Linked DNA regions of Homo sapiens: all the other regions are linked to region 1. Evidence: chromatin loops called from intact Hi-C (ENCODE). Cell type or tissue: endothelial cell of umbilical vein. All regions are shown on one strand.

Region 1 (5,000 bases):
ATTAGGGTATTATCTAGATCAGTGCTTCTTAAATTTATAGTGCATAGAGGAAGCACCTGGGCATCTTGTTCAAGTGCAGGTCCTGATGCATCTGGGGTGGGATCTGAGATTCTTTGCTTTGAGCGAGCTTCTAGGTGGTGCAGATGCTTGCACTTTGCACCACACTTTGAGTATGACCTAGATCAACCTTTACGGAACCTACATCTCATCAATCTCTCAAAGCATATGGACTAAGAAATACATGCTTTTTCAAGAAGAACATATGTTTAGAGGGTTTCTGAAACAATAAGAAAAACTGATAAGGTTTAAAATACAGAGAACTGTAGTTCCAATTTTGGCAGTACATTTTAACTATCAGCTTGTTATGTAAAATAGGTGAGTAGGGCAGATTAAAAAGGATCTATTTCTAAATATTAACGTTAAGTGTGGGGCTTAATCAGAAAGGCCTAATGAAGATCTTGGGGAAAGGGTGTGTGTGTGGAGGGGTTGGTGTTGAAGTCAGAATGATCAAAGATGGGAACAGTAAGCAAAGGAAGGGTGACAAGTTAAAAGCACTGTCCAGTGGATAGAGGAGAATAGGGAAGAGATGACATTAGGCAACAGGCAAGGTGGACTAAGCTGGTTAGATTTGCAGATGAAAATGGGAGTTGAGAGTAAGTGACAACTTAGTAAGTTTAAAAACCTAGCACTCTATAGATATTACTTCCATCTTCTACCAATAATAGGAGACTGGTAAGTTAAAATAATTCCTCTGAAATCCTGGAGAAATAATCCTAATATACATACTTGTATATGTATATGTATATGTATATATGCATATATATATACATATATATCTATGTATTAAATTCTGAGTTTCAGTGAAGTCATCAGGGAATAATTTTTAGTTCATATATTTTCCAAATATCATTAGAAGAGACTCAGTAAATAGGGCATTAATGTAAACAATCAGATTTAGCATTCTGAAACCCCAGAAAACAATAAAACATGAGAAGGAATTTAAGCTTTATAAAAATTTCATGATTACCAAAAGTGCATAACCTGAATCTAACCATGACACAAACTGAAATTAGGCCACAGTTTACAAAATAATTGGCTTATGCACTTAAAAAATGCCAATGTCGGCTGGGCAAGGTGGCTCACACCTATAATCCCAGCACTTTGGGAGGCCAAAGCGGGTGGATCACGAGGTCAGAAGATCGAGACCATCCTGGCTAACACAGTGAAACCCCATCTCTACTAAAAATACAAAAAAATTAGCCGGGTATGGTGGCACATGCCTGTAATCCCAGCTACTCGGGAGGCTGAGGCAGGAGAATCGCTTGAACCTGGGAGGCAGAGGTTGTGGTGAGCCAAGATTGCGCCACTGCACTCCAGCCTGGGTGACAGAGTGAGACTCTATCTCAAAAAATAGAACAAAAAATAAAACAAAAACAAAAATGCCAATGTCATGAGACTCAGGGAAATGCACATGCATGTGCACATGTTCATGCACACACATATACACACACACACACCCCTTAGGAACAGTTCCAGGTGAAAAGAAACAAATGAGATGTGACAAAATGGACATACTTCATGATCTTGGATTTTCTATTGTCAGAAAGGACATCATTATGCAAATCAGTGCAAACCGAATAAAGTCTGTAGATTAGATAATAGCATTGAATCAGTGTTTAGTGCCTGACTTTGACAATAGTACTGTGATGTGTAAAAAAATTCCTTGTTTTTAGGAAATGCACACTAATATAATTAGGGGAAAAGGCATCATGTCTGCAACCTACTCTCAACTCTTATGCTGTTTGTTTTAATCACTTATGTGTGTGCCTGTGTATACACATCTTTTTCATGTATTTATAGAAAATACATGTGTTTATATATCAACAAATAAAAACTCCATAAGTTTTTATGGCTGCATTGAAAATGGTAGGAAATTAGGTAAATATTAGAGGGAAAACTAAGAACAGGATATAGGTCAAGCATTTTGATACAGGTATTATTTGACTTCTGTTCTTCTATCACCAATCTCCATATACCAAAGAAGAAAAGGTTTTCAATATAATTGTAAGTTGGAAAGTAATAACAAGAACATAGTATCTTAGAAATAATGGCAACTGGTACCTATTAACTCATCAAATCATTTCATGTGTCTATGTTCACACTGAGAAGGCAACATTCTTAATATCATCTAGCTCACTATTATGCAATGAACCAGTCTGGAACTTTATCCAGGATAAATCATGTGATATTTATGTTTGCATATTTTTTAGTTCAAGTGAAAATAAGCCAAAAATCTAAATTGAACGTAAAAGCAAGGGGAAACTAGGTTTTAAAGAAATGATGAATAGGATGTGATAACACTTCAATCTTTGAGAAAGGGGATATGAGATCACTGAAGAGGGGCTGCCTAACAGAAATGCAGGGTTCTAAATTCTAATTTTTGAAGAACATTGGTCCTAAGCTATCCTTCTATGAATAAAATATACTCTTTGGGGGTAAAAACTGTGTAAATGGGATAGGCTATATTGTAATTAACAAGCAAGAGGGAGAATAACAAATCACTCATGCTCTCAAAGCCCATACTTACAAAGAGAAAACAGGCACCGATCATTGCTGCTTTGACTGTTACATCTAGATCTGCAGGAACATGAATTCCGAAATTGTCAGCATTTGTGAAGACATCATTTACAAATCCTGACCAGTACTTTGAAATCTTCCCAATTGTAAGCTTTTCATTAATGGTTTTCACCTTTAGAAAGAAAATAAGGAGTATTAAATTTGACAGTGAAAAAAGTTGGTTTTATACTTCTGAGGGTGTTTACTTCATGAGAGATTTGAATTATTTTATTTGTCATCTTCAAAATGACAATTCCATGTTATTCATTCCATCATATAAGCATAGGTTTGTAAATTTAGCTTTTCAGTTTACTTTTTAGAAACTTTGCTTTTTTGACAGTTTTCTAGTCCATCATAATTCTTTTTCTTTTTTGTATGCAGATGGAGAATATCAGGATAAATAATTAAGGCTCAGCCACCACAAGATGGCAGCAGGTACATAGTTCAATTGTATCATCTAAGCATGAAGGCGATTTCTTTACTTGAGGTCCAGATTTTAAACCTGAATTCTCCATCTTAAAAATGTAAAAGAAGATATGTTTGAAAAAATATTTCAGAAGGAATTAAATTAATTTCTAGGCATAATTTGTAAACTTTCAAATTTCAGTTGCTAAAATTTTATAATTATTAAAACATTTAAATATTATTGGCCATTGTTAAATCACATTTTTATATTATACTCAGACATTTATTAGGTCAATACTTTCTAACAAATCCTAAATCCTATTTTTACATTAAAAAAATCCTCCTGGTTAATGTACCATATAGGAAGTTAAGACCAACTAGACATCAATCAGTCCTTCTCAGCTAGAAGGAGTTCACAAATCAACTTTATCAGCTATTTGTTTGTTTATTCTGCTTCCCATCCTGATGCTGAAAGTAATTCAAGAGAAACTATCACTTTTTTCAGGGTAGTAAAAGATAGAGAATAGAGAGGGTTACTTAGGACATTTCTATAGCATGAATGCTAAAACTCTTATGTTTAAAGTCCTCCTCAATCATATTACTCGTAGGAAAGTCATGCCAAATCCTTTGGGGATAGGGTGAAGTTGGAACAGCTCAGTTTGCAAAATTTGCATTGTATTCTACGTGCATAGTGTTTCCTGAAGTCCTGAGAACTAAATGCCCTTGCTGAGATATTTATGTATGAATGGATGAAAAATAAATATACACTTTCAATTAGGCTGTCTCCTCTACCTAAGTTGTATGTCCAGGACAACCTGTTAAGATAGTTTATATTGCTACAGATCAAATTTACAACTTTCTATTTTTTAAATATTCAATTTATACAAATACGAGAATAAGGTTTTTTTTTGTTTTTTTTTTTTGTTTTTTTTACAAAACTAACTTAGCAAGTCTTAGAAACACAGCTTTTGAGTTAATGCTGTTTTAATGTAACGTGCTGCTGAAATGAGATCTAAACTGGGATATGTGATCTCAAGGCCCATAGGAAAGAAGATACATAATTTAGGTGATTCTAAACTGTATATATTGGCTTTATTGCCATGTGTCCTGTGATTCTACATAAATAAAACATACTGAAACAAGAATGAAGTGCTAATTTTCAAAATCAGGAAATATTGGTTATCTTAAAAAGGCAAAGCTATGTGTCCAAAAATTTTTGATGTTCAAAGTCTTGCACACATTAAAATAGCAACACATTTACTATTCTAATCAAAGAGATATAGTAGCTTTGTCCATAGAACACATAGAATTATATTTAGCTAAACATGCTTTTATTATAGTAAAATTTATTAATATTACTTTGGATAATACTTACACTGGTCTATGACAGATATGATGGCCAAGGTGATAAATTTTGTAATATTATTTTTAAAAAATCCTTGGACTTTATATCTCTGGATTTACATATTCCTATTCTTAGCATGTACAATATGGGCTGATTACATTATATTACAAATATGTCATTTTCTGAACTTATTTTAAATGAAATTAATTTGAACATAAAAAAATTGAATTATGTTGCAAAAAAAAATCAGGACCTAAATGAAAACTTCTTTCATTTTGTCAATTGTACCTCAAAATCCACATCGCCAAAACAGCCACATGTCACACAAGGACCAACAATTTTCAAAATATCTTCTTTGTTTGCATTTTGGATTGTGAATTTAGGCAGAAAGGGGTCCCACTTCTGCGTAACGTAACCAACTATAGTACCAGGAGGGGCTTGGATTTCTAACTGTAAGAAGAGATAATGATAAAATAAGATTTTCTTAGGTTATCATATTTTAATTTTACTATAATGTCAATTTACCTGTAAACAATATACTGTTATAAAATTATTTTGATATTCTACAAATCATTCTAAATACCTGCTTCTAAGGATACAGATTTTATAAAATATTTTACAGAAAACAAAGAAA
Region 2 (5,000 bases), 520 kb before region 1:
TCCATTCATTGGCCACTGGCCAAAAGCAGTTCCATAATCCCACCTAACTATTGGTAGGTAGGAAATCTGGGAAGCCCACGTATATTCAGCTAGCTATACATGTAACTGTCAACAAAAGTAAACCCTCAATGAAGATTAAGATTCAGGGCTACAAGCATCTGAGAGAGGACACTAATTAATTATGTAATACAGACAAGTACATGTTCTGTAATTCTTGTTCTGTCTTCATTTTAGAACTTAAAAAAATAATGTAACATTGGATTAAAAATTTGCAAGAAAATCTATTGGAGGATGAAACTGTCTAGAATACAGTGTAGATGATATTCTGTCCAAAAATAATAGATTAGAAAATTTAATGTCAAAACAAATGTCCCAAATTAGATGAAACCCCTCTAATCAATGGCAAGTTAGATGGCAAGTTAGATGTGTTTATGTTCATTCTCCACATACCTACTTGAAATATAATTAATCATAACTCCTGAATCTCATTGCTCCCTCTTAATTCTTATTACTTTATGCACTTAAATTTGCTCTTTGGTACCTTTTAAATATCTCAGATTGGGCAATTCACTTACCAATTTTAAAAATAGCTCCTCTATATTGATTAAAAAATAGGACTTCACAAGAACCTCAAGAGAGGTTCTAAGTTCTATTTTTTCTGACATCATCACAGTTATAACTTTCCTAAATAATTCATATTTTGAACAGAGTCCTACAGGTCCATAATTCTGAAATTATAAAGTTTTCATTCCATTATTTATCACATTTTTAAGACCAGACTGAATAGATGTTAAAATGACATTTGGTCAAAACCAAGAAAGGCCACACCCAATGGGCAATCGAATCTGTAACTGGGGTAACAACACTAGTTCCAGAGTCAGTACATATCAAAGCTACACTTTCCTTGGCATTTGAAAATCCACTGTCTTCACATATTTCTATTTTAGAACTATTTTCTAGTTTAAACTTAGAGGATAAGATATAGAATTTGTAGTCACTATATAAAATAACACTTTTTAAAGCACCTTTTAGAAAACTGCTTTAAGATGTATAAAAGTAAATTCAATTTGAAACACTTATTGAATGTTTAATACAAATACACACAGTAAGCATACACTAAGCAAATTACTCATAAACTGAACCCTCCCTCTCTCAGTCCTTTGGCCCAGAATGCTGAGGATAACAGTGATAGCAGTTTCCTTTTATACTGTCTTAGTGCATCACTGTATCCAACTTGAGGCCACCTACATATTCCTTTATTCAGGGACAAACTGTACAATATTTCACACATCTTTACTTCACACAACTACAGTACACATAGGTTTATTTTTTGGCTACCTCTTAAATTCAAAACACCTATTCCCCCTCAGGGATCATTTTGATTCAAATACAATAAAATTTCAGATATAAAACCAACTTCCAGTTAACACACAAATACCTACTATATGCCAGACTATATGCTAAAACTGAAAAGGTGGAATAAGACCCAGTCCTTGCCCTCAAGGAGCCCACGGCCTTATTGAGGAGAATGAAAGGTAAGTAACAATCCAGTATGCAAAGTGCTCTGAGAAGGAAAGCCTATTAGAGATACATTATAGGCAATTAATCCTGTTTCAGTTATCCATTTTTGTGTAACAAACCATGTGGAAACTTAGTGACTCAATAAATTATCATCTTTTATAGTTCTGTATGGGTTTGCTTAGCTCAGCTGGGTGTTTCTTGGCTGAGGGGTCTCACATGTGGTTGCAGGCAGATGTTGACAGGAGCTATATTCATCTGAACTGGGATTTGTCTGGGACTGATGTCCAAATAATTCACTCATGTGGTAGAAGTTGATGCAGGAGCTTGGTTTCAGCTGTTGGCCACAGTGCTTGCACATGGCCTTGCCATGTGGCATGGGCACAGCATGGTACCTGGATTCTACAGAGAATGCCCTAACAGTAAATGTTCCAAGAGCTCAAAACCACAAAGCTTCTCATAACTCAATGTGGAAATTAGGCAGTCACTTCTACTGCATTCTATTGGTTACAAAGGACCCACCTGGGTTCACAATGGTATGAGTACTGGGAGGCATGGTTCATTGAGGACCATCTTTGTCGACTTGCTATCACAGGCACAAAATCGTTTCAAAAACACATATTTTTAAAATTCCCTCTCCTCTTGGCTCATAGGTCAATGGGAAAGCTGTCTGAGACAATATGAAAATCAATGATGCCACTCTAGCATTAGCTGAAGATCCCCTTGATTTCATCCAGCAGCCAAGACACTAAGTGACCCAAAGGAAGAAAAGGGTGATCAGCGTGGCTGTGTGGTCAGTAAGTAAATGTGCAACAGCTGGAGTAAATTAGAACTAATTTAGTGCATAACTTCAGCAGGAATAAATTTTGTTAATCTTCAAAAAGTCAAAACAAGGATTGTAACTTTCACAGTATCTGAATCACCCAAATTTTACTACAAGACTCTTGTCCTCATTGTTGCACTTACCAGTTCCGTACTGATAATAAAGAAAAATTACTATTGACCTTTTCCTAACAAAGAACAATTTTTAAAATTTTGTTTTTACAATAGGACCCTATGGAGCTGTTGTTTTAATATTATGTAAATTAAGTAATTTTATCTACTCTAAACAAATTGCTTTATCAGTTGTAGTCGAATCTGACTACTCTTATGCTTATTTTATTATTAATCCAAGTAAATATTCTCTATTGAACATAGATTAGCAGTTTACAAATTAGATAAAAACAGAAAACAAATCACTTCAACAGTATTAACTAGAAATATGCTAGCTACTCCTTATTTCAGAATAAGGTGTCACAATTCTTCCTTTTAAAATGTTGTATTGTATCATACTTAAAAATATATAAATAATTCCTGAATAAAAGCATCCAATATTTATCATTTTATTAGTATTAGCCTTTGGGAAAAAATTTGATAGCATGATTTTATAAAGCTCTTGCATTTGCTTTAAATTTAGCTAACTATTTTGACCACAAGGTGGAGCTGTGATGTCACAATTTGGCAAGATTTGTAAGATACAAAAACTATGTAAATACAGACGAAAATAATTTAATAAAATAGGATAATCTCATCTTGCAAATATGCACTATTTAAAATTAATCAATTCTCCAAACATTAATTATCAGAAGAAAACTATCATTTAATTTGTCCAGTTCTCACTTAGCAGTTATTGAGCTTTATCATATATAAATTGTCTTCAGTAGATGCAGAATTATTCTGTCATTTCACATCACGATCCCAGATTTAGTGACTTTAAACCAGTGTTAAAATGTCTTTCAAAATTATTTTGTAATTAATCACAGAATAATTCATTAACCATTACAAAATGTAATGGTTACATTACATCCTTATTTTGTTATCCAATATTGACTAGAGGATCATCCATTATATCTTCTAAAATAATTCTTTCAGTTGATTATTTGTGTTTTGTATTGTTAAACAGGCAGAAACTTCTAATTTTCAAAAGAGAGTATTCAGATTTTGAGTCAACCAAATTTCAGTGAAGATAGACTAGCATGCTAAACTCATCGTCTCTTGAATTATTAAATAAACAAACATTACCACCACTTCAATAATATCTGTCAGGAATGAAACCACTTTTCCAAATGAATGTTTCCTGATCTATTTTAATATATTAAGAATAAAACAAAAATATATCCATACATCTGTGGATGGACATTTAGGCTGTCTCCAAATCTTACCTATTGTGAACAGTGCTGCAACAAACACAGGAGTGCAGATATTGCTTCGGCACACTGATTTCTTTTTCTTCTGGGTATATATCAAGCACTGGAATTGCTGTATCATATGGCAGCTCCATTTTTAGTTTTTTTGAGGAACCTCCAAACTGTACTCCATAGTGGTTGTAATTAATTACATTCTCAACAGCAGTGGTCCCAATGTGGAGGGGTCCCTTTTCTCCACATCCTCTCAAGCATTTGTTATTGCCTGTCTTTTGAATATAAGACATTCTAATTAGGGTGAGATAATATCTCACTGTAGTTTTGATTGGCATTTCTCTGATGAACAGTGATGTTGCGTACATTTTTAAATGCTATTAGAAAGATTTAAGACTTATAAAGTTCACAAATCCCTAGCCTGTTTACTTACATTCCCAGTCTAATTTATTTTATCAAAATAATGTAATTATGCAATACTTCACATTTTTAAAGCATTTCTACATGTACAATTTTCTCTTCTCATTATTTCTTAGTGTACTTCTATTTTAATCCAAAACTCATTGCATTAAAAAGTTTTATACATTTCCCTATTTTTCTTCCCAATGGCTTTTTGTTAATAATTATTCTTAAATAATGCTGTGGCTTGCTATTCTAAAAGACCACAAAACAAACAGTTCTGTTTGATACACTGCTTTCATGAAGTCTTGAAGACTTCAATATTCCGCAACAGTTAACCTCTAGTCTAGTCAGAGGGAGTTATTTACACAGACTCAATTATGACTAAAAATTCTACTGGGCTCTTCTGAAACTTTAAGACATCTGTTGAATAACCATTCCAAATTCCAAATGAATGACAAGTTACCAGCATGTCATGTAAAATGGGCTTTAGGGCATAAAAAGCAAATAAATCAAGACATACGTATGTCAGACAGGAAAACAGAAGTGAGTACATAAAGAGATTCTGTGACGAGGATGGACCACTCAACTCATATGTTCATTGTTTTCCACATTTCTATTCCATAGAAGGATATTTGACCTCTTAGTTAAGTTACCAATACAGATAAATTACTAGTGTTTTCAAAGATGAAGCAGAATGAAGATTAATGCACTGGATGACTACTGAAGTATCTATATTAAGGAAAATATTCATATTGATTCCTATGCGCATTAAGAATTAGAAAAAATTCTACCACGGTGAGCATTTAAAGCACCTTGGTAATGTATGTATACACATACACACACATGCGCACACACACACGGTTACTATTGACATCCATATGCTTCCATTTATTCAAATTAGTT
Region 3 (5,000 bases), 250 kb before region 1:
GGTGTTTCTCATCTGCCCATCCTTGCATAAGCAAGAGTTTCTAACATATCTTTTAAATCTGTTTTTCCTAGATTTTAACAAAAACAGAACAAATAATAGTTACTGTTAGCTAAGACAACTGAGAAAACATGTTTTTGAAACTTTCAAGAAAATCAGTTTCAGTAATTTCTCCAAGATAAATTTTTCTGTGCCTGGATTGCAAAACAGTTGCTAGTATAATAATTTAATGATTGGTTACCTGTATTAGTATTAGTCAGGTTTCCCTAGAGGAACAGAACTAACAGGATATATAAATATATATACACATATTTATTTATTATAAAGGGGAGTTTATTAAGTATTAACTTACACAATCACAAGGTCCTACAATAGGTTGCCTGCAAGCTTGGGGAGCAAGGAGAGCCAGTCTGAGTCTCAAAACTGGAGAACTTGGAGTCTGACGTTCAAGGGCAGGAAGCATCCAGCATGGGAGAAAGATGTAGGCTGGGATAATGAAACAGTACTGGAAATAAACATTTTCAAAGGTTTTGAAATTCTATAGTATGATAACATAAATATCATACATGTCTTTTCAAATAGAAAGTGAAGGAGTACCTTTTAAATTATTGCCAAAAATCATAATTCAAAACCAGAACATTATTTTAATTTTTATGTTGATGTTAGAACATTCTCTCTCCTGTGTTCCTTACATTAAAATCTGTATGTGTTTTTAACAATTATGTCACATCCATATTTGACAGTGTTGCAAAGTATATCATGTAAAAACCTGAAAGTCTGAGCTAAGCATAATTAAAACCTATATGCATGCAAAGTTGAGCTCCAAGGAAATTTAGAGAAATCCATGGGGCCAAAAAGTAAGAAACAATCTGAAAAATCTGAGTGTTACACAAAAGACTAACACTGTCTTTGGCTTCTGCAAGAGAAAGAGTTGCCCACCTTCCTTAGAACGGGGATCTGATTTACCAGTCATGGCTAGGCAGTTGTGAGGGCTTGGGCTTGAGCAAGAAGGGTACTGTAATAGAGACCCCCAATAAAATGGGAACCCTTAAAGGGACACATTCCAATATAAAGGGTGGAATAGATAACATTCTTCCACTGGCAAATGAGAAGTAAATGAAAGCCTCTCTGGGCCTGTGCTAAAGGTTTGTCCTCTGAGAATTCATAATTGTGAGAAAATATTTTAGATGGTCCATTTTCAAGGCATGATAAATCTAGCACTGGCAGCCAGCCTGCGGATGTAACAAACCGCATGGCTCATTCTGTTAGAAAGTCATAATAAGTGAACAGAATGAAGAGGAGGGATCAGCCCATAAAAGAGAAGAAAGTTTCATTATTGGGAAATCAAAACTTAACGGGGAAGGGGGACTTAGGTATAACCTTATAAGGGGGATAATAAAACTCAGGCGACATCTGGGAAGATTGTAACACCATAGTACTCGACCCATTAGGAACTAGGGGAGGGACTTGCATGCTAGGAGATAAATTGCATGCTAGGAGATAAATTACCTGCTGTAGCTACCCCAGGTGTGCCTGCCTACCAGACACTTGATCTTGCAAGACTGCTATTAAAAGTCTCACTTTCTCTGTTCTTTGTGCCTCTGAATCCATTCTTTGGGTTTGGATGGGTGAGCATGTTTTCTACAAATCTGAGGGCTCGTCTGGGATCTCTGTGCCTGCATGGAGTGGGACTCTAGCTGAGAAAGGAGACATATCCCACCCAATGTAGGTGACCTGGTCTTTCTGGGCACCTGGCTCCCGACAGAGGCCACAGACAAAACTGAGACTGTTATTCAGGAGGCATCGGAAGTGACACAGGGAGAAAAGCAAGCCCCACAGCAACCAGGCAACTTCGTGCATGAGCCGAAGTAGGAAAATTGGACTGTAAGTAGTGCCATGGTGGTTGGGCATTTTTGGAGGTTAAGTGTGTGTAACTGAGATGTATCCAGCATACAAAGCGAGTGCGGAGTCCCAATCTGCAGTTCTGTTCTCCTGCAAGGGAAACACGGCTGGACATGGACAAAGCAATTCTTGGGGTGTGCAAGAAACCTCCAGTGGGGGGGGCTGAGTACACAGGGAAAAGCTCAGACACAGAGACTGAAAATGGGAAACAGGAATTCTAGGCCTAAGAGACAAAGGAAGGAGGGAGCCAAAGAGACTCCCTCTGACATTCCCCCGGATAGTCCTTTGGGGAGCATGTTGCAGGTTTGAGGGACAACCCTCGAACCAGGGACAAGAAATAGCAAAAGATGATAAAGTATTGCTGTTTTATCTGGCCCAAAGACCCCATTCATAAGCCTACAGTCTTTTGGCCTAAGTTTGGCTCAGATGAAGACTGGGTGTGCCAAACTTTAACTCTCTGTATGAATGATAAAACCGCATCCTCACAAGAAGAGATAGGTTACGCTTTCTGCTGGATCAAGGAATTAGCTGCCATGTTCCCCCTCAAAGAAGAAGAAGCAGAAGAAAAGTCTAGTAAAGAGCCCTCATCCACTGAAAAGCCTTGGGACCCCCTATCATGCTCGCCCCCTGCCTATGTCTCACAAAATTGGGCATAAGAATATCAAGGAGCAACAGGTGGGTTAGAGGAAGGTGACCTGGAGACCATGGGGGAGATGAACCAACTGCTCCCTTAAATCCTTATCCAAATTTAAGAAAAGAATTAGAATAGTGTAAGAGGGATATTGAGAACTTCCCTATCCCTTCCACACAGCAGATATCTAGCATGTTCCCTCTTAGGGAAGTTCCCATGGGATGGGGAGGGATTGTCTTTGTAAATGCTCCTCTTACAAGTACTGAAGTTAGGAATTTCAAGAGGAAATGAAACCACTCCTAGAAGATCCCTTTTATTTAGAAGACCGGCTTTTACACCTGGGCTGAATTGATGTCCATCATGAATATCCTGTTCACAGGAGAAGAAAGGAAAATGATTAGGAGAGTGGTCATGACTATCTGGGAGAGGCAACACCCTCCTGGGCAAGGAGTGTTGCCAGCCAAATAAAAATTTCCAAATGTAGAACCCAAATGGGATAATAATGATCCCAGGGACCAGGCCCAAATGCAGAACCTCAGGGAACTAATAATTAAAGGGATCAAAGAGTCCACTCTTGAACACAAAATGTCTCAAAGGCATTCGAAATTCAACAAGAAAAAGAGGAAACTCCCTCTGCATTCCTGCAGAGGCTCAGAGATCAGATAGAAAATACTCTGGATTAGATCTGGAGGATCCAGTAGGGCAAGGCCTTTTGAAGGCTAACTTTGTTACTAAGATGTGGCCTTGCAGACCAGGGAGTGCAGCTGCAGGAATAGGGGCAGCAGGAGTCACAGAACTGGAGCAGACGGCCGAGATAAAGGTGGACAGTGTGAGACAGCTGGTGTCAGTAAACCCCTGATGAAAGAACTAATGTCTATATTATACAAAGGGAGTCACTGGGGACCCCAGCCTCTGTGTAATGCAATACTTAGAAATTATGTGTGTATAGGAATTTATACCCTCACTAAATAAGCATATGGAACTTGTGTAACTTGTCAAAAGATGAAGAAAAAGGTGATTAGAAAACAGGCCATGGGAGGAAGACCTCCTGGACTAAGACGATTTCAAAGCATTCAAGTAGATTTCACAGAAATGCCCAAAGTTGGAAGACTAAAGTATTTACTGGTGATCGTAGATCTCCTTTCTGGCTGGGTGGAAGACTTTCCCCTTCCAACAGCCACTGCCAGAAATGTGGTCAAAATAATATTAGAACAGATTGTACCTAGATTTGGCCTGGTGGAAAATATTGATTCAGACAATGGGAGCCACTTTACCTTAAGGGTGTTAAGGGAAATTATGGAAGGTTTACAAATTAAATGGGATTATTATGCCCCTTGGCATCCTCCTTCTCTGGAAAGGTAGAAAGAATGAAACAAACTCTCAAAAAGCGTATCACCAAACTAATCTTAGAAACTAAAATGCCTTGGACCAAATATCTCCAAATAGCACTCCTGAGGATTAGGCCCAAGAGAATACTTGGGATTGTCCCCCTATGACTTACTATATGGACTCCCATATTTGTGCAGGGCTACAGATCTTCCTACTATGGAAACCAAGGACTAATTTTTTTTTTTTTTTTTTTTTTTTTTTTTGAGACAGAGTCTCGCTCTGTCACCCAAGCTACCAAGGACTAATTTTTAAGAAATTATATACTGGCTATATCCTCCACCCTGTCATCCCTTAGGTTAAAAGGACTTCTGACTCAAACTCAATGTCAAGTGTCTGGTAGGCAGGCACACCTGGGGCAGCTACAGCAGTTAAGTTCACCACATGGTTCACCACGCCCAGCCTGACAACTTGGTGCTGATTAAGAGCTGGAAAGAGGACAAGCTCCACCAAAGGTGGGAAGATCCCTATCAAGGGCTCCTGACCACTGAGACTGCCATGCGAACAGCTGAATGGGGGTGGACTCACTATACTTGAGTCAAGGGACTGGTAAAAGAGACCCTTGAAGGGAGGGAAAAAGATCACTGGAAAGTGCATTGGTCACCTAAGAAATCCTTAAAGTTAACTCTAAGAAAAATCTAGAAAGAAAACATGGACTAGCCCCATTTCTAGAAGTTAATATGGCCAAGATGGAGTACTATACAAAGAGCAAAACATCAAAATGGAAACTGGCAGGGGACTCCTCCCTACTCAATCAGGTTGATAATTAATGTGACCAAAACAGTAGAACCCCAGAGTATAAAATTTAATGCCTGCCAAGTTTTACCTTGTGGGAATTTAGAAAATCTGAGACAGCTCTTGCAGGCAAATAAATATCTGTGCCCTGAACCAGATACAGGTTACAGTAATGCATCACCTTGCCCCAGCAGAGACGATGTATGGTGGACTACCCAATTTCAGGGTTGGACAGTAAACATGGGGTAGGTAACTGAGCTGGAGACCCTTAAAAAATAAACTACATATGTCCAAGGGCTCCCAGCCAAATAACTACCAGAATTTAGAATGCAATCCTATACCCATAACC
Region 4 (5,000 bases), 600 kb after region 1:
ACTATATGCACATTGTTGGTCAATGGAGTCCTAGAAAATTTTCATCTTGCAAAACTTAAACTCAATGCCTACTGAATAACTCTCCTTTTTCCCCTGACCCAGCCACTAAAAACCACCATTCTACTTAGTTTCTAAGAGTCTGACTATGTTAGCTAAGAGTTTGACTATGTTAGGTACCTCATATGAGTGGAACATACAGAATTTATCTTTTTGTGATTGGCTTATTTCACCTACCATAATGTCTTCAAGAGTAATTCATGTGACAGAATTTTTTTATTTTTTAAGCCTGAATAATATTCCATTATATATGTATACACATATATGCAAATATATCATTGAGATGCTAATTTCAATTCTTTTGGATATATACTCAGAGTGAGATTGCTAGATGGTGTGGTAATTGTATTTTTAATTTTTATGAAGAACCACCATACTGTTTCCAAGAATGTAAAATGAATGCACCATTTTACATTCTTACCAACAATGTACAAGGGTTTCAATTTCTCCCCATCATTGTCATACTTGTTATTTTCTGTTGGTCTATTTTTTTTATAACGGTCCTCCTAAAGGGTGTGAAGTGATAACTCATTGTGGGTTTGATTTGCATATCCCTGATAATTAGGGATGTTAAGAATCTTTACATATTTTTGTTGGCCATTTACCTATATTCTTAATGTCTATTCAAGTCCTTTGTCTATTTTTTAACTAGGGTATTTGTTATTTTATTGCTCAGTTATAGAAGTTGTTTATATATTCTAGATATTAATACCATATCAGACATATGGTTTGCAAATATTTTCTCCCATTCCTTACACTGACTGTTCATGTTGTTGATTATTTCCTTTGTTGCCCAGAAGGTTTTAAGTTTGACCTGGTCTCATCTATCTATTTTTGTGCTTTTTTTGCCTATGCTTTTGGTGTCACATCCAAGAAATTATTGTTAAATTCAATGTTATGAAGATTCTCCCGTGTTTCCTTTTACGAATTTTGTATTTTTAGGTCTTATGTTTAGATCTTTAATCCATTTTGAGTTAACTCTTGTATATTGTGTAGGGTAAAGGTCCAGTTCATTCTTTTGCATATGAATATTCAATTTTCCCAATAGCATTTGTTGAAGAGACTATCCTTTCCCCACTGTGTATTCTTGGAAGCTTTGTCAAAGGTTATTTGACCATATATAAAAAATTTTTTTCTGGGGTCTTTATTTTGTTCCATTGGTCTATATGTCTGTTTTTATGCACGTGCCATACTGTTTTGATTACTGTGTCTTTCTAATATGTTTTGTATTATAAAGTGTGAGGCTTCTAGCTTTGTTTTTATTTCTCAAAATTGTTGTGGCTATTTAGATTTCTTTGGTATTTCATATTAATTGTAGTATTTTTTCTATTTCTACAAAAATGGAAATTTAAATTTTGATAGGGATTATTTTGAATATGTAGATTACTTTGGAGAGTGTGGATATTTCAACAATATTAAGTCTTTCACTCTATGAACATGAAATTTTTTCCCATTTATGTGTGACTTTTTAAATTTCTTTCAGCATTGTTTTCTAGTTTTCAGTGTACAAATCTTTTGCCTCTTTGGTTAAGTTTATCTCTAAGTGTTTTATTCTTTTTGATGCTATTGAATTTTTTTAATTTTTGCAGATTATTATTACTATATACAAACAGAATTAATTTTTTGCATTTTGGTTTTGTACCCTATAACTTTGCAAATGTGTTTATTACTTCTGACAGTTTTGGGGTTTTCTGAAATTTTTAGGATTTTCTACATATAAGATCATGTCACTGACAAACAGAACTTGGTTCTGTGTTTTAGTTTCTATTTCTTTGTTAATGTTCTAATTTTGTTCATGTATCATTTTCTTGATTGTTTAGCTTTCTGTCTGTATCCTCTGATACTTCATTCAGCTTCTTTAAAACAATTATTTTGAATTGTTTGTCAGGTAATTGATACATCATCTTTTCTTTCAGGTGGGTTTTTGAGATTTATTTTGTTCTTTCGGTTGGGTCATTTTTACCTATTTCTTTGTACGTGGTATTATTTTCTGGAATTTGTGCACTTGAAAAAACAGCCACCTCTCTCAATTTTCATGGTCTGGATTCTTATAGGGAAAACCCTTCACCAATCATCTTGATTAGAGAGCCTGAGGGTCTCTCAAGCTTTTTCTGGGAATCATGCATATAATTTCCCAATGGGAGAAGTTTCTTGTTTTATCAGGAACTTGTAATTTCTTGCTCCCTCTTGTGTATATCTGCAGTACTGCAAGTGCTCTGGTGCAACAAGCCCCTGAACTCTTGTCAGTGGCCCTGAGGCATCCAAAGTAGTTCAGTCCCATCAGTACCCCAAGTCAGGTGGGACAGAACCAGTCCACCAGGCAATCCCTGAAAAGACATAATGTTGGACACACATTTCACTCTTCACTTTCCAACCCAAGGGAGAAGCCACAGCTGGATATTCTCTTCTGATTGTGCCAAGCTGTGTTGGCATCTCTTTGGCATCTCTTTGTGGTACTGCAGCTTCTCTGGTACTGCAGCAAGCCACCAAGCTCTCTCTTTTTCTCAGTGACCTCCACACATCCTAGGTTTGGTCTCCCAATCAGACGAGACAGAAACTAGTTAGCACTCCCCATTAACATTCCCAATTAGACGAGACAGAAACTAGTTTCTCAGGTAGTCCCCCAAACGCTAGAATGTTAGACATATGTCTACTTCTACTTCCTTCCCAAGGAAGAAACTGTTAGTTGGGTGTCTACTTCCAATTGTGCTGAGCTGTACTTACTTGAGGGAAGGCTTACCATGGGTAAAATAAAATGCATTCTCTTCCCATTTCCATGTTGCTATTCTTACCTTAGAGCTCACCTGGGGGTACTGAGACTTTTTACTTGGTTTCTAGAGTTCTCCTAAGGGCTTTAAGGCTTTTGGACCATGTGTTGTTAAGCCAGAATTTTTGTGAAGGTATAAGGTCTGGAACTTCCTATTCTACCATCTTGCTGACATCACTATCATTGTATTTCCTAGTTTCATTTTTGTTTGAAAAATTTTAATAAGTATCATCTGCATACTAGTCCTAGGCTAAGTGTAGTAGAGCAAAGATAAATAACTTAGTGTTAGGATATTCATCATGGAATTCTATTGGTTTCTAAATTTTCTCAGGGGCAATTTGATTCTAGAATGACTACTAAGTCTTACACATATTTTTAAATTTAATTTATTTTTTAAATGTATAGTTACGATCTCCCTTAATTTACAGCTAGGTGTTCATTGTTTTTCAAATCTAAAATTTTAGAAGAAAAAAGATTTATAATAATTCCTAATAAAATAAATACAAAATACCATACATCATAACGTCAAACGATTTTATCTAATTTCTAATAACTTAAGCACTTTACATGTGTTATTACATAAACAAACTGAATTAGCAACAAGGTCACAGTAATGTTTTGTAGAGAAATCATGCATATTTCATCTGAATTGGGATTCCATTCTTATCAATTATTATATTTGATATTGTTAGATACAATTCTGGTACTATGCAATATGATATTAATAACAACTAAATTAATATAACTAAATAAGAAAATTTATATTTACATGGCCAGACACCTTCACCATCTGGTACTTTGTAATCAGTGGAAATAACATACCTATTGTTCTTTCATTTCAAAGTAATCATCGTAGAGCAGAATTTTATTCGGGGAAGGAATTGTTGTTCATTTGTTGTTTTTGTCTGTGTTTTGCCAGTTCCTGATTGCGATTTGATTTTTATGCCTTGTAATGGATACCTCTTGATGAAACTGCCTAGAGGCTCTCCTATTTGATGTTCCTCCTACCCAATCTTTGTGTAGTCATGTCATGGTTGTTCACTGGGCAGAATCAAATGAACAAAAAATAAACACCTAATCTAACCTGGACTTTCTCTATCTTGTAAGAATGTGTAACTGGAACTAAGAGACATTAATTTTAGACTTTAGGTTTATAATATGTAAGTTTATAACCCAGTTAAAAACAATATTAATCATATGAACTAAGAAGCACAGCATATTGATTTTCCAATAATTAAAAGTAAAATACATGAGGAAAAAAGGAAGCCAGACAAAGATTTGAGATAAAAAGCTTTGGGGGTTTCCAAATCCTTTATGAAGTCAACCTTTATTTCCACACTTGGGGTCTGTGAAGCCTCCCAGTAGCCTTATAATTATTTATTTTCTTTTTATTCAATGTAGGTCAAGTTGATTTCTGCTAAACTTAATTAACTCTTTGTATGCAAGTAATACTTCACTTTGAATAAGCATATTATCTATTCCAAGTGAATAAGCTAGATATTATGTAAACAGAAATAGTAAGTTTCAAATCGTCACTTTGATGTAAATAATGAATTCACCCTTTCTGGAAATCAGTTTATGCCTAGAAGGAAGTTAGTTCCAGGTAAGATCAAACCCAGTAATTTTTATAATAAAAATAACCTATAGTAACTTATTCAATTCTCGGTGGACTCCATCAACACAGTGCTGTTGGTGGAATCACCAATCTCCCCTGCTGACCATAGGCTGATCATAATATCACATAGAAAAGTATACTATTTAACTCAAGCAATGTTATGAACAGAACAGTTCTTGGTTGATTGTTCCATACACAGAGAGACCTTATCTTCCAGATATTAAAGGTCCTCTACCTAAATATGTTCCTCGAAATGAAACTTCAGCTCAAGTGAAAATTAACGATTCGTTAATAACATTGCCCAAAATGCAAGCTATCTTGCACTGTTCAGTGCCAGTCCTGCTTTTAACTGTAAGTTTCATAGGAAGAATATAACTCATCAGTTTGAGGAATTTCTCCCTCCCAGTAATTTAAAGGCTCCCCTACAGCTGGGGATGGAGCAGAGTAGGAAAGATTAGCTGTCATGAGATGAAAATTAGACTTTTTCTTCTCACAGTGCTAACGTCAGTGGCTTTCCTTGCTGGCAAAAACCTTTTCAACCTTATGATTAATTTTTATGTT

Evidence for each region. Peaks named below come from ENCODE experiments on the same cell type or tissue, not always from the same donor. Only the 100,000 strongest peaks of a DNase experiment are listed, where the experiment ranks them.
Region 2: a loop joins it to region 1, with 4 times the contacts of the local background. A loop is called at or near these places in 9 of 110 quality-filtered maps.
Region 3: it touches region 1 in a loop (5-fold over the local background); 10 of 110 quality-filtered maps call a loop at or near these places.
Region 4: it touches region 1 in a loop (12-fold over the local background); 5 of 110 quality-filtered maps call a loop at or near these places.

What each region holds. Positions count from the first base shown.
Region 1 is chr3:146,587,066-146,592,065 of GRCh38, forward strand. PLSCR5 (phospholipid scramblase family member 5) reads right to left here. Exons shown (of 8, transcript NM_001085420.2): 5 at 4,655-4,816; 6 at 2,588-2,749. It overlaps PLSCR5-AS1 (PLSCR5 antisense RNA 1), which reads left to right and starts at 2,537. Exons shown (of 2, transcript NR_046698.1): 1 at 2,537-2,723; 2 at 2,998-3,260. In endothelial cell of umbilical vein, a CTCF peak has its summit at 3,033 (motif pointing right); a DNase peak (open chromatin) is centred at 3,056.
Region 2 is chr3:146,062,716-146,067,715 of GRCh38, forward strand. LNCSRLR (lncRNA sorafenib resistance in renal cell carcinoma associated) reads right to left here. Exons shown (of 2, transcript NR_146297.1): 2 at 3,629-3,970. Among named protein-coding and RNA genes, the nearest start is that of LNCSRLR, 4.0 kb to the right of the region's middle. In endothelial cell of umbilical vein, a CTCF peak has its summit at 2,994 (motif pointing right); a DNase peak (open chromatin) is centred at 2,996.
Region 3 is chr3:146,332,302-146,337,301 of GRCh38, forward strand. No RefSeq gene overlaps it. Among named protein-coding and RNA genes, the nearest start is that of PLSCR4, 84 kb to the left of the region's middle. In endothelial cell of umbilical vein, a CTCF peak has its summit at 2,013; a DNase peak (open chromatin) is centred at 2,060.
Region 4 is chr3:147,189,718-147,194,717 of GRCh38, forward strand. No RefSeq gene overlaps it. Among named protein-coding and RNA genes, the nearest start is that of ZIC4-AS1, 190 kb to the right of the region's middle. In endothelial cell of umbilical vein, a CTCF peak has its summit at 2,287 (motif pointing left); a DNase peak (open chromatin) is centred at 2,244.